Linked DNA regions of Homo sapiens: all the other regions are linked to region 3. Evidence: chromatin contacts called from ENCODE Hi-C or POLR2A ChIA-PET data. All regions are on one chromosome and are shown on one strand. The core of a region is the stretch at or near the end of the contact, and the rest is flanking DNA. Distances in the headings are between cores, read along the strand shown. Region 1 has its middle 22 kb from the start of RD3. Region 2 has its middle 23 kb from the start of RD3. Region 3 holds the start of KCNH1 (potassium voltage-gated channel subfamily H member 1).

Region 1 (3,687 bases), core at 428-2,927, 340 kb after region 3:
TGCTGAGGGATCAGCTACCCCAATTCCCTGCTGGAGTCTGATTCCCCTCCCAAAAAAGTAGGCTGACTATAGTGACTTGCTTGATTAATAGGACAAAGCAAAAATGATGTCTTAAAACATCCATAGCCAGCTTTTAACAAGCCTGTAGCTTCTGCCTGGACCGTTTGTTCTTGGCACACTCTCTGTCCTTCAGAACCCAGCCACCATGTGTGAAAAGCCCAAGTCACATGGAGTGGGCAAATGGCCGGGAGGAAACATCTGCTTCCTATGTGGGTCAAGTTAGGGTAGCATCCTCAGCTAAAGAAGTGTGTGTTCTTTCTTAGACGTGTTAGTCATTCAGGGTAAATGGACCTGAAATATCTCAGGAGGCAGTCAAGCCACATGTATTATCCATTCTCAGGCTGTCTGGGTTGTTAGTGGTGGTTTGTCTATATCAACTGGTCCACAAAAGACAAAAATGACAGCCAACAGAATAACAGAGAATGACACCTAAGAAAATAGAAAAGAGGAAGAAAAAATGAATTATACTTCTCTTTTGGAGCTCTCCTGTGAGAACAAAGCGGGGATTGATATTTTTCTGGGGACCAACTGATTGTGGCCATCAAAATTCTGAGTCCTGAGAGGCATACATTTTTGGCTATTCAGCATTAGGCAGTAAGTTATCCTAAGTAAAAACGTCTCCAGGAAAAGAGAAGAGAAATCAAACACTGTGCTTTTGGTAGCTGTGGATTTGCTAAGTTGTTCCTAGAGCAGCATCATGTTGCAAAAGAAGCAGTTTTCTAGGAATCAAGAGAACTAAGTTCAAGTTACTGCCAGAGAGGCAGAGAGGCCTCTACAGCTGATGAGAAATGGGTTTAAATTCTGGCTATGCCTGCTACTCTCTTTACAACTTTGAAAAGTCAGCCATCTAAACCTCTGCTTCTGTACCTGTAAAATGGAGATAAAAATACCTGCCTCACCATGTTGTTTGTGAGGATAAAATGAGATAATGCACGCACCATGCTCAGCATGTGCCTTACTCACATAGTAAGTGTCCCAAAATGGTGGGTCATTTTCTTGCTACTCTTGCCAGTGATTTCCTGTTTGATGGTGGGCAAATTGCTTAGCTCCTGGCTACACTGGAAAGGATGTTGCTTTCTCATCTACCTCCCAGAGTTAGTGTGGAGGTCAAATGAGAAAATGAACTGAAGGAAAGCAATGTGATGTGGTGGTAGGTGGGAGGCATCCAAGCTAAGCCTCAGGAAACAGAGGCTACACCATGGGGACAGGTCACTGAGGACCCAGAGGCAAGTGAGCAAGTGGAAAATAAGAGCACACACATAACACAGCAAGAAGCCTTTGAACACCCTTCTGGTTCCAGGAGCTTTATATGCCTTGATATCAGTTAATTTCCACAACCACAGTGTCGTGCAAATATTGTTACTCAAATGAGAAAACTGAGACTCAGCAAAGTTAAGTAGCTGTGCCAAGGTCACACTGTTTGTAGATGTCACAGCAGGTGCTCCATGTCTGCAGCTGAGAGAGGATGTGACGGCGCAAGTCTCTTGTCCTGCCAAAGGCTATCCTGGGCAAACCTGCAAAGGGAGGCTGCTTCCGGCTGGAGAAGAATGGTGCACTCAGAGCGCACTCTGCTCCGGTACAGGCGCTGATCCATGGGGATCCCACAGCCAGCACAATGGACTCTCTGGCTGAGCCGCCCGTGACCACCAGGGGGCCTTCACGGGACCTCTGCAAATAAGAACAAACTTGATTCCCAGGACCGGCTCGCATCTGAAGATGGCTTTAAGCCCAACGGTCAAACATGTCACTTTTACCTGTTCTGAGGACAAGGGCAGCACCTGCACCCTCCCACTCACCTTTACTAGCTCCAGCTGCCTCCCTCCCAGTTCTACCACTTGGCACAAGAAGCAGGAAAGAGTTCCCTACAACCCACTCCCAGACAGCTATTTCTACCTGCTGGATTACAACTTTCTCATTTTCTCTCTCTCTCTTCTTCTCTCTCTCTCACCCCTTATGAATAGTGTCCATAACAGACACCAGATAATTTTCATCCTATGTAATTGTATTCTTGCAGGTTTATAAAAAAAGCTCAGATCTTATCACCCTCTCCATTTTCTAGTTGCTATAAAATGGTATTTGCAGCACTCTTGACAAGATACATTTTGGCCAGGCATGGTGGCTCACACCTGTAATCCCAGCATTTTGGAAGACTGAGGTGGGTAGATCACCTGAGGTCAGGAGTTCGAGACCAGCCTGGCCAATATGGTGAAACCCTGTTTCTACTAAAAATACAAAAATTAGCTGGGCATGGTGGTATTTTATTTGTAAAAAAAAAAATATGAAAATAGCCTGCAACCCCAGCTATTTGGGAGGCTGAGTCAGGAGAATTGCTTAAACTGGAAGGAAGAGGTTGCAATGAGCCAAGATCGTGCCACTGCACTCCACTCCAGGCTGGGCAACAGAGCGAGACTCTGTCTAAAAAAAAAAAAAAGATACATCTCATCTTCAAGCATTTCCTGAATGCTGCTAAGGAGATGATAAACATCGATCACAGCTGATAAACATCTATGTGATAAACTACTTTGCAACCATCTATCTCTAACATAAGATCACATAACCATTGTAATAGGTCCAAAGCGCATTAATCTATTGAAATGAAATCATTTGTGCATGTGTTAGAGTTAAATAGATTCAGTTGTGCCAACAGAGAATTTCCTGATTTCCCCAGAAAGAATAATCTAAAACCATAGTTTTCAGCCTTGGCTGCACAATGGAACCACCTAGAAAACTTTAGAAAAACTGATGCCTGAGTCCCATCCCAAGTTTCTGATTTAACTGGCCTGAGATGTGGCCTGGGTGCCAGATAATCTAATGTGCAGCCAAGCTTGAGAACCACAGATCTAAAAGATGAGGGAAATTGGGCTCAAGGGCAATGATTAAAGAGCCAGGTCTGGACACTCCAGAGGAAGGAAGGTGAAAAGTGCTCTTCAGTGTGTTCAATCGACTTTCAGTTACCCATACTAATTGAAGAGAAGACTGTCACAGACAACTGTAAGATCTTAAACTTGAAAGTTCTTTTATAGTTGGGAAAGCATTTGATCTTATTTAAACCTCACCACAAGCCTGGGCAGTAGAAAGGTATCTATGCTTCTCTAATAGATAAGGAACAGGAGCCTCAAGAGAGTGAATGATTTGCAAAGATGTAAGTGGCAGAATAATTTCACCAGAACTATAATCCAGAATGTTCAATAGCCTCAAAATTCAAACAATTTTATCTAGACCGTTAAATTCCTTTTGTTCCCCTGAGTAAGAGCAAAATCTGCTCATGGGTTAAAAAACCAAGCCAACCAACCAACCAAACAACAACAAAAACAGGAAACTTTTTAAGATAAGATGGAGTGGCAGAGAAAAAACAAAAAAAACAAAACGAAAAGTTTCTCAGAAAGCAATAATAGTGAGCTGACTTCACAGTAGGGACAATGAGTGACTGTCATTTCTTCCTGTATATATCTACACCTGGGCAGAAGGTTGATATGGCCACGGACAGTTAGACAAAAAAACTTTCTCATTTTCCCACCCATGAGACCTTCAGTTGGAACCTTATTTGTCGTCTTTGAAGCAAGAATAAAAGTAGGATGGAAGCTTCTGCGAATTACCTTGATATGAGATTAAAGGTAATTTTAAGGT
Region 2 (3,936 bases), core at 531-3,030, 380 kb after region 3:
CTTAAAGGTGATTCTAGGTGGGGAGAGAAATAGGAGCATTGGAGAGAAGACAAGAGAGAGGATGGAACCTTCAGAACCAGCTGCCTTCAACTCGCTTTACAGCTTGTCACTCCAAATAAAAGCAACAGTCACAACATATCCTTACTATGTAGGGTTTTACCCTTTGCAAATGCATTCTCAGACACTCATTTTAGCCTCGTGACAGCCCTGTCTGGTGGGTACTACTATCCCCATTTTGCAATTGAGAAAACTGAAGCTCTGAGATCCCAGGTCCTGCCCCAGTTGGGCACTGGGGTGGGACTCCAGGTGGGTAACAGATTGAGTTGCCCTGACCACCTAGCAGAAGGGGTAGACGTCAGAGGCAGTGAGACCTGCAGGATGACTTTTACCAGTGGTTCTCAAATTTGAGCATGTTTCAGAATCCCCTGGAGGGCCTGTGAAAAACACGAATTGCTGGGCCCCAACCCCAGAGTTTCTGACTCAGAGTCTGGGGTTGGGAGTTGGTCTTGCTGAGAGCCCTCTAACCATTAGCAGCGGCGACATCTTGTGGTGAGGGACAGAATGTACCTTGGGCTCCCTCAGCCCTGATTACCCGCGCGTCCAGGATGATGCCGGACCAGGCTGCACCGCCCAGAGGCCCGACGGCGTCGCTGGGGCAGACCCAGAGACTCTCACACGCCTTGTCCTTGCCCGGAGGGTGCAGGCGCCTGCATGCCTCATTTACCCTAGAGAGAACAGGAAAACCTAAACTTGTTGTGCAGAACCTGCAGCTTCGTGTTAGAATACTATTTCCTCCCCCCACCTCCCTTTTTGTTAGAGACAATATCTCTGTTGTCCAGGCTGGAGTACAGTGGTGCTCTGCTCGCTGTAGCCTCCAACTCCTGGGCTCAAGTGATCCTCTCGCCTTGGCCTCCCAGAGCGCTGGAATTATAAGCATGGCTCATCGCACCCGGCCCAGAATATTTTTTATTCTCATTTTTGTAAATAAGTTTCTTCCCTGGTCTTTCCACCGGAGCCTGTGAATCGCAGCCTCGTGGCACCACCACAGTTGGCTTCTCAAGTCGGGAGGCTGACTCCTTGAACCGGGCGCCTCACTTCACGATTGCTTTCAGCTCAAAGGAGCATTTTACAACAGGAACCATTATCCCTGGTAGCTTGACGTCCAGCCCTGACACGATTTTCTGATTGACTAAAATTAGGGTAATGAGTTATGAGGGCAGAGAATGGAGCTGCGATCCCTGTAGGCGGGGGCAGTACCGCCTCTTATTTCCTCTGCCCAGGTGGTTAAGTTGGTAGATTGGGGTGTAGGTGTCTCTGGAGTTGGGCAGCAATGGGTGGGGTAGTAGAAGGACACCTGGTCTGTGTCCGGGGCTGGGTTCGAATCCCCACTCTGCCTGTGAGCTGAGAGCCCATGGGCACATCACCTGAGCTTTCTGCGTTTATCTGTAAAATGGGCAAGAGGCAATCAGTCATTTATATGAAAGCGGCCTGCAGTGCCTGGCACCGAGGCGGGCACGGATGGGCATTTGGTAAGGCAGGGAGGAGGAGCGCGGCGCCTGGAGGCTCCCGGGGCAGGGGAGAAGGGCATCGAGAACGGGGGCGGCGTGCGGGGTGGGAAGAGGAGAGAGTTCACGGCTTGCTCCTTCCCCTGCCCCCAGCCGCCTCAGCCCAGGCCTGAGTCTCTCCCCGTCTGGGCCTCTGCTTCCTGCAGGCACAGCCAGGGCCAAGACGCGCCCCTGGGCCTCCCTCCCCTTCGACGTCTCCACCCGGTATGGAACATTAATCATTAACCGTCCTGTGGCCAGGCCCAGCGGGGCGCCCGCTTCAGCTCTCCCGGTGCCACCTAGCTGAGTCACCGCGGTCTGGGCAGCTCCCCGCAGCCAGGACCTCCCTCCGGGCCGAGGGTCGCGGGGTTCGAGCCGCGGCGAGGTCTTGGGCTTCCCAGGGGCCGCTCCTCGGTGCGCCGCCGCCCACAATCAGCAGGGGGCGCCCGTCCCGACCGCGGGAAGCCGGCGGGGCCACCGAGCGGCGGGCTGGCCTGGCGGGGCGGTGTCAGGGCGGCAAGGCGGCGCCTCCCCAAAGCCGTAAACCTTCCCGCCCGGCTGACTACGCCGGCCCAGCCACGCACGCGCACCCCGCATGCCCCGTGGCCTGTGAGGTTATTCAAGAAGCCAAGGTCGGGAGTGGGGAAGGTCAGCCTCTAGCCCGGCACTGTCTGGAAAAGATCGAACCAATTAATTGACTGTAAGAAGCATGTAACCAATACAATGGAAGGCATTGCTACCCTTCCTCCACCAGGTTCAGGACCTCATGCCCAAGGAACGGCGCGCAGGAATTGGTAGTAGGTTGTGGAGGGTCAGGGGCTCTCCCAGCATCCTGAGGCTGTCTCCTGTGAAGGCCACTCCAGAGGTTAAAGCTTTCCCGGGTGCCAGGAGAGCTCTCCTAATTCAGCCGTAGGGATCACCAGTAAAGATGCTCAAAAATCCCAGCATCTCCCACTTGCAACCCACAGGGGATTCTATTCTACTCTCTCTAATTCCCCATGGCCACATAGTTGAGGTCACTTAACAATTTTTTTTAAAGACGGAGTTTCGCTCTTGTTGCCCAGGCTGGAGTGCAACGGCGCTATCTCGGCTCACCGCAGCCTCCGCCTCCCGGGTTCCAGCGATTCTCCTGCCTCAGCCTCCCCAGTGGCTGGGATTACAGGCATGCACCACCACGCCTGGCTAATTTCGTATTTTTTGTATAGATGGGGTTTCTCCATGTTGGTCAGGCTGGTCTTGAACTCCCGACCTCAGGTGATCCGCCCTCCTCAGCCTCCCAAAATGCTGGGATTACAGGCATGAGCCACCGTGACCGGCCGGTCACTTAACATTTAACCTAACACCCACCTGCCAGCAGGTCAAAGGTTATTGCCTATGACTGGCCAGGTTTCACTTCGGCTGCCGTGGTGCTCCTGATGTGACTGCACTGGGCAGACGGACCTGAAGTACTGTCCCTGTATTAAGTGGAGTGGCCCCGGGAATGAAGCCATAACAGCAGCCAGAGACAGCAGCCCAGATTGGCTGTCTTGACAGCCCAGAGCCAGTGTGGTCAAATCTGCCCCCATGATGCCTGTGTCCTTGCTATTCCCGCCCCAGTCATCCCCCTCTGAACCCCAAGGAGTAGCTGTGAGGGTGCAGGTGGGTGAAAGAGACAGGCAGTGGACATTAGTGCAAGAACTAGGGTCATGGGTTCTGAGTCCAGCTGGTCACTGCATACCTACGTGATGACACATAATTTCTCTGAGTCTCAGTTTCCCCAGCTGTAAACAGCACTAATAGGAACTGTGTGGACTACCTCAAAGGGTTGGTAAAGGGTTCAAATTAGATAACGAATGTTCATCACTAACCCATTCATTCGTTAAATGTTTATTACAAACTTGCCTGAAAGATGATGATCCGTCTTCTCAGTGGCAGCAGAAAAATCATGAAAGACCCTGCCCATGACGCCACCTGTGGTGCACACAGGCTTAGCACCAGCCTTTCTTAAACTGTGTGAGCAGGAGGGCTGCTGCAGAGGAGGAGGGATGCAAGGTGAAGGGGGAGGAGAGGCAGGAACTGCATGGTGGAGGAAGCAGGAAGAAGGGCGAGGCCTCACCCATATGGCCTCAGCAGGCCCTGTGATCTCCCTGTTGAGCCCAGGTTCTCCCAGAAGCTCCCTGGGAATTACTGAGCTGGGTGTGGCTTCCTAGCCCCACACCTGCCCAGCCAGCTCAGGGCCCCTCCGTGCTGTCTTCTCAGGATCCTGCTTCAACCTGCTGCCACTTCCCCATGCCTAGCTCACTGTCACTTTCTCCCTTACCTGCCCTCTCAGCCTCAAACTGATAATTTGGAAAAAGAGGCGCCTGGAAAAAACCACTTCCAGGGTACAGCAGGAACCAGCCTCACTCTTCTT
Region 3 (3,816 bases), core at 869-3,368:
CCCTTAAAACCCAAGGCATCTTGTGACTTTTACATGTAAGTTTCTCTTCCTGCTCCCTCCACTCAAAAACATACACAGTATACATTAGGTACTGGGTTTCCCCTCTAACTTACAGGGCACTGCCTCTTTACTGAAAAATAGAATTGTCATTGATATTTATGAGAAAGTTGGTGTCACTGACAATGGGATAACCAAATTTGCAAGATTGTCTCCATACCCCTTAATAGTCCAATAAAAATAGCAATAATAGCACAGTAACTCTTATTTTATTTAAAAATAAATGAACAACTCCAGCTTTTTTATGGCAAAACAGTTCATTGTGGCTGTTCACATAGCAATTATCATCCCCTTGCATCCCCAGGTAATGACTGTGACCTTGACCTAAAAGCCACCTTAGTTTGAATAAGGAAGACCTTGAAAGGAAAGGTGACTGACCAGAAACACTCTTAAGAGGCACACAATAAAGAAATGATCATTTCTAAGAAAGTACTTAAATAATACGTGATTATTTGCTATGCTAGTTGATGTGTTTCATTATAAGATAAACTTAAATCACTGTTTAATTAAAGAGTGTTTATTAGTAGCATAAGTCACTTTTCATGCCCTTCCCCTGAATCCCTAACTAAATCCAAACAGAAGCTCATCATTTTACACAGAAGCTCCTTAGACTCTGAAATCGTGATATTTACACATTATTAAAACCCATTTCCTAAGTTAGCTCCTCATGTCTCCCTGGTAGAAGAATGTCATCTGTTTCTGGAAGGGGTGGGGTGGGGGCTCTAGGAGTCTGCAAAGAGCATCTTATGCTTGGCTATCTTTCAATATAGCCATTTGATGAACTCGTGCGCTGCGCCTTCCAACTGCCAGGACTCCTAGTCGCTCTGCAAGTGCTTAGTTGGGGTCTCTCCTCTGTTAAGTCCGAAAGGCGTTTGGAATTCTTCCTTTCCATCCCCGCTCCTAGGACTCTCGCCTCTCAAGGCTTCATGCTACCGTCGATCTTAATGCCACAAGGAAACAGATGAGTGCTGATTGTCAGTTTATTGGGTAATGGATCTATTTATAGGTTTGGTGAGATTGGGAATTTATAGGTGAGCAACACTTAAGGGTGGCATAAAACCGTTGTGGGTTTGGAAGAGGGGAAATATAACAGGTTTGTACCTGTGACCATTTAGTTCGCTCTGCACCTGTGCCCTCCACTTCCCACCTGACGCCAGGAAAACCATCTGCCCCTCACTTCGAAGGTGAGCCTTAACTTCACCTAGAAAGTGGTGGGTGGGTGAAGGGGTGGAATCAGGCCGCCGAGAGCACGTCCCGACACCTCGGACTTTTCAGTTGCAGGGATGGAAGGTGGAGGCAGCCGGATCCTCCCATTCTGAGGCAGCGGGGACCTGGAGTTGCCCGTCTCTACTGCTGGCTCTCCCTGGGGAGAGGCGGCGCCTCTGGGAGCAGCCCGGGAGCCCCAGAGCCTTCGCGGAAGGGTGGGCAGTGCCGATGGGGCGCGCGCTGCCGCTCCGGCTGCAGCCAGCTTTCCATCACTTTTCCCAGTACTTTGCTCAGCAGCTGTCACGCATCCTTGGAGATAAGACCGAGAGGGCGCTAGAAAGGCCCAAAAGGCGTCCCCAGAAGAGCTCTCCTGTTAGGATGGGGACCCATCAGACCCCGCCCCGCCCTGCCCACCTTTCTCTGCCTCGGGGAGGCTGCCCTGGGTGCCCGCGCCGCGGCTCCTTAGCAGAGCTCGCGGGTTCTGCTGCATCTGCTGGCTCCGAGCGGCGAGAGGTTCTGCAATAAAGGCACGGATAAAACGCCCGGGTAATCGAAATCCGAATGCACCTCTTACCATTGGACCGCCGAACAATATTCTCCAGAAACGTGTTTTGAGGGGCCACTAGTCCCCTCCTGCCCCCAGCCATGGTCATCCTCCCAGCAGCTCGGGGTCCGGCGGGCGTCCTGGCGCGGCTTCTTACGACAGCAGGAAACTGGCCTCGGGGCCCGCACGCAGTCCCGGCTCGAAGCGCCCCATGCGCCCGGCGGGGATCCGCAGGCAGGGCTGGCGGCTCCCTCTGGCTGCTACCCTCGCGCCCTCTTCGCGCCTCCCTCCCTGCGGCCCGCCTCGCAGTGCACTCGCGCCGGCCTCGGCTAGCGGCAGCCGCCTCCGGGTGGGCGGAGGGAGCAGCGGCGCCTGGGCCGGCGGCGCCCCCTACCGGGCTCGTGCCCCACCGCCGGCCTGCGGGAGACCAAGCTGGGGGGCTCCCGCAGAGGCAGGGAAGTGGCGGGCGGCCGTGGACCAAGGCTGGGACGGCAGCGCCACCCTCTGGGTTCAGCCGGGAAATGTGTTCAGGATGTGCCATGGGCTGGGTGGAGAGGAGGGCATTGTGAGCAGCTTTCAGGGCGGATTCACCCCCAACAAGTCTTAGGGGAGCGTGCTGATGTAACTCTCTTCCTTTGCTCTGTTTCAGGCCGGGGCCCCCGGGACCTGTGAGGCTCTGGGAACACCTTCTTGCCTTCCTGTAAGGTTAGCCTGACTAGTGAAAGTTGCCCCACCTTGATTCTAGGCCAGTGTTTGAGCAGTAATTAATGAAGTCGTATTGCAATAGTGCAGATTTAGAGTGACTGGCAGATTCAGCTTCAGAAGAGTTGTCTTGGGTTGTTTTTACCGTAGACACAAATGCAGGCTCCTGATGTTTGGTATGATCAGTATCAAACTGCCTGACAAACATCAAAGGGGTGGACTTGTCTCTAAGGGCGAATGCTCAGGAGAGGGGCAGCATTAATTAAGCAACCGTGGCTTTGGCTTGAAGGGTAGTCTGTAGTGCAGAGGATACAGTTAGTTTTTACAGCTGACCCCTGGTATACGGAAGAACCACATACACCCAAGGTTTCTGGACAGGGGCTAAGACAACGGTCGTTTGTTCACTTATTTTGGGGGATTTCGACCCACACATAGTCTGTACCTGCCTTTTTACTATGTATCCCCAGTCGGTGCGGTGGGAGACTAAGCCTATGTCCCACAGGAGAAATGAATGGAGAGTTTACTAGTTTCAGACTGAGTCAACAGTCAACACAAAAATGTAAGAGAAAAAAAAACTAACCCTGAAAATTAATTGTCTGGGTTAGCCATCCTGACATATCCTAATGTATTGCAAAGACATCCTGTCTCAGTTAATTAATTTCAAAAACAGAAGAACTAATTCTTGCCCAGAAATCTCTCAGAGTTGCTGTGAAGATCAAGCAAGAATTATGTATGGGGACAGCACCTTAAATTGTAAAGTGCTGTGCCAAGGTCAGACGTCATTATTGGAGTGACTAAATAAATTGGGCCATTACGAATATCACCCTTTATCTCGTCTTGTGTAGAGACAAAGTAAACAGATTGCTGTTAGCAGAGAGTTGGATAAGACTGTCATAGGATTTGAAATGCAAGTAATGATACACTTTTTCCTTAAGATAGCCTTCTACCCATCGCCTGTTACCTAGTCTAGAACAGTGATTTCTTAAACCCTAGCTCCGTCTAGTGGTTCTTTGTTCTATTACAAATGAGATAACACTGGTTGAAGAGAACTTGATTCTGAAATGTATTTGGTGCTGAGCTGAGCCAGTTTGGTGCCTATCCACTTCATTTGAATAAGTTCATTTAAATAAGGTTTTTAAAGTTGTGTTATCGCACAAACATGCCAAGGGAAGATTTTTCATGACAATATTAAAAACCCATCAAGAAACCTCATAATCCTGCTTGTGAAAGGAAGATAAAGAAAATAATGTGGAGGGGAAAACTATCATAGAGAGTTAATAAAATTTCTAAGGTTTTAATGAGCTCTC

The links. Hi-C counts contacts between places; a loop is a spot of excess contacts on that map. ChIA-PET counts read pairs that join two places held with the same protein, here RNA polymerase II (POLR2A). Pooled maps may share reads with other maps.
Region 1: a map of MCF 10A shows a loop between it and region 3 (3-fold over the local background). The contact joins the enhancer-like site here to the promoter of KCNH1 in region 3. A Hi-C loop is called at or near these places in 5 of 168 maps with a recorded cell type or tissue (CD4-positive, alpha-beta memory T cell, Calu3, K562 and 2 more) and 9 of 50 pooled maps. POLR2A ChIA-PET finds 5 or more read pairs at or near these places in 1 of 52 experiments (MCF 10A).
Region 2: a loop to region 3 is called in a map of HCT116, with 26 times the contacts of the local background. The contact joins the enhancer-like site here to the promoter of KCNH1 in region 3. A Hi-C loop is called at or near these places in 11 of 168 maps with a recorded cell type or tissue (CD4-positive, alpha-beta memory T cell, Calu3, HCT116 and 8 more), 22 of 37 single-sample maps with no recorded cell type and 21 of 50 pooled maps. POLR2A ChIA-PET finds 5 or more read pairs at or near these places in 1 of 52 experiments (CD4-positive, alpha-beta T cell).

What each region holds. Positions count from the first base shown.
Region 1 is chr1:211,468,539-211,472,225 of GRCh38, forward strand. No RefSeq gene overlaps it. Among named protein-coding and RNA genes, the nearest start is that of RD3, 22 kb to the right of the region's middle. Within about 2 kb of position 1,678, at least 2 of the 41 ENCODE cell types and tissues checked have a DNase peak (open chromatin) inside an H3K27ac peak, as active enhancers do.
Region 2 is chr1:211,513,616-211,517,551 of GRCh38, forward strand. No RefSeq gene overlaps it. Among named protein-coding and RNA genes, the nearest start is that of RD3, 23 kb to the left of the region's middle. RefSeq lists silencers at 611-700, 1,713-2,072. Within about 2 kb of position 1,781, at least 13 of the 41 ENCODE cell types and tissues checked have a DNase peak (open chromatin) inside an H3K27ac peak, as active enhancers do; they include HCT116, where a contact is called at or near this core.
Region 3 is chr1:211,132,030-211,135,845 of GRCh38, forward strand. KCNH1 (potassium voltage-gated channel subfamily H member 1) reads right to left here and starts at 2,119. Exons shown (of 11, transcript NM_172362.3): 1 at 1,838-2,119. The coding sequence starts at 1,916. KCNH1-IT1 (KCNH1 intronic transcript 1) reads right to left here and starts at 1,345. Exons shown (of 2, transcript NR_046784.1): 1 at 1,159-1,345; 2 at 250-997. RefSeq lists silencers at 1-109, 1,336-1,526, 2,021-2,300.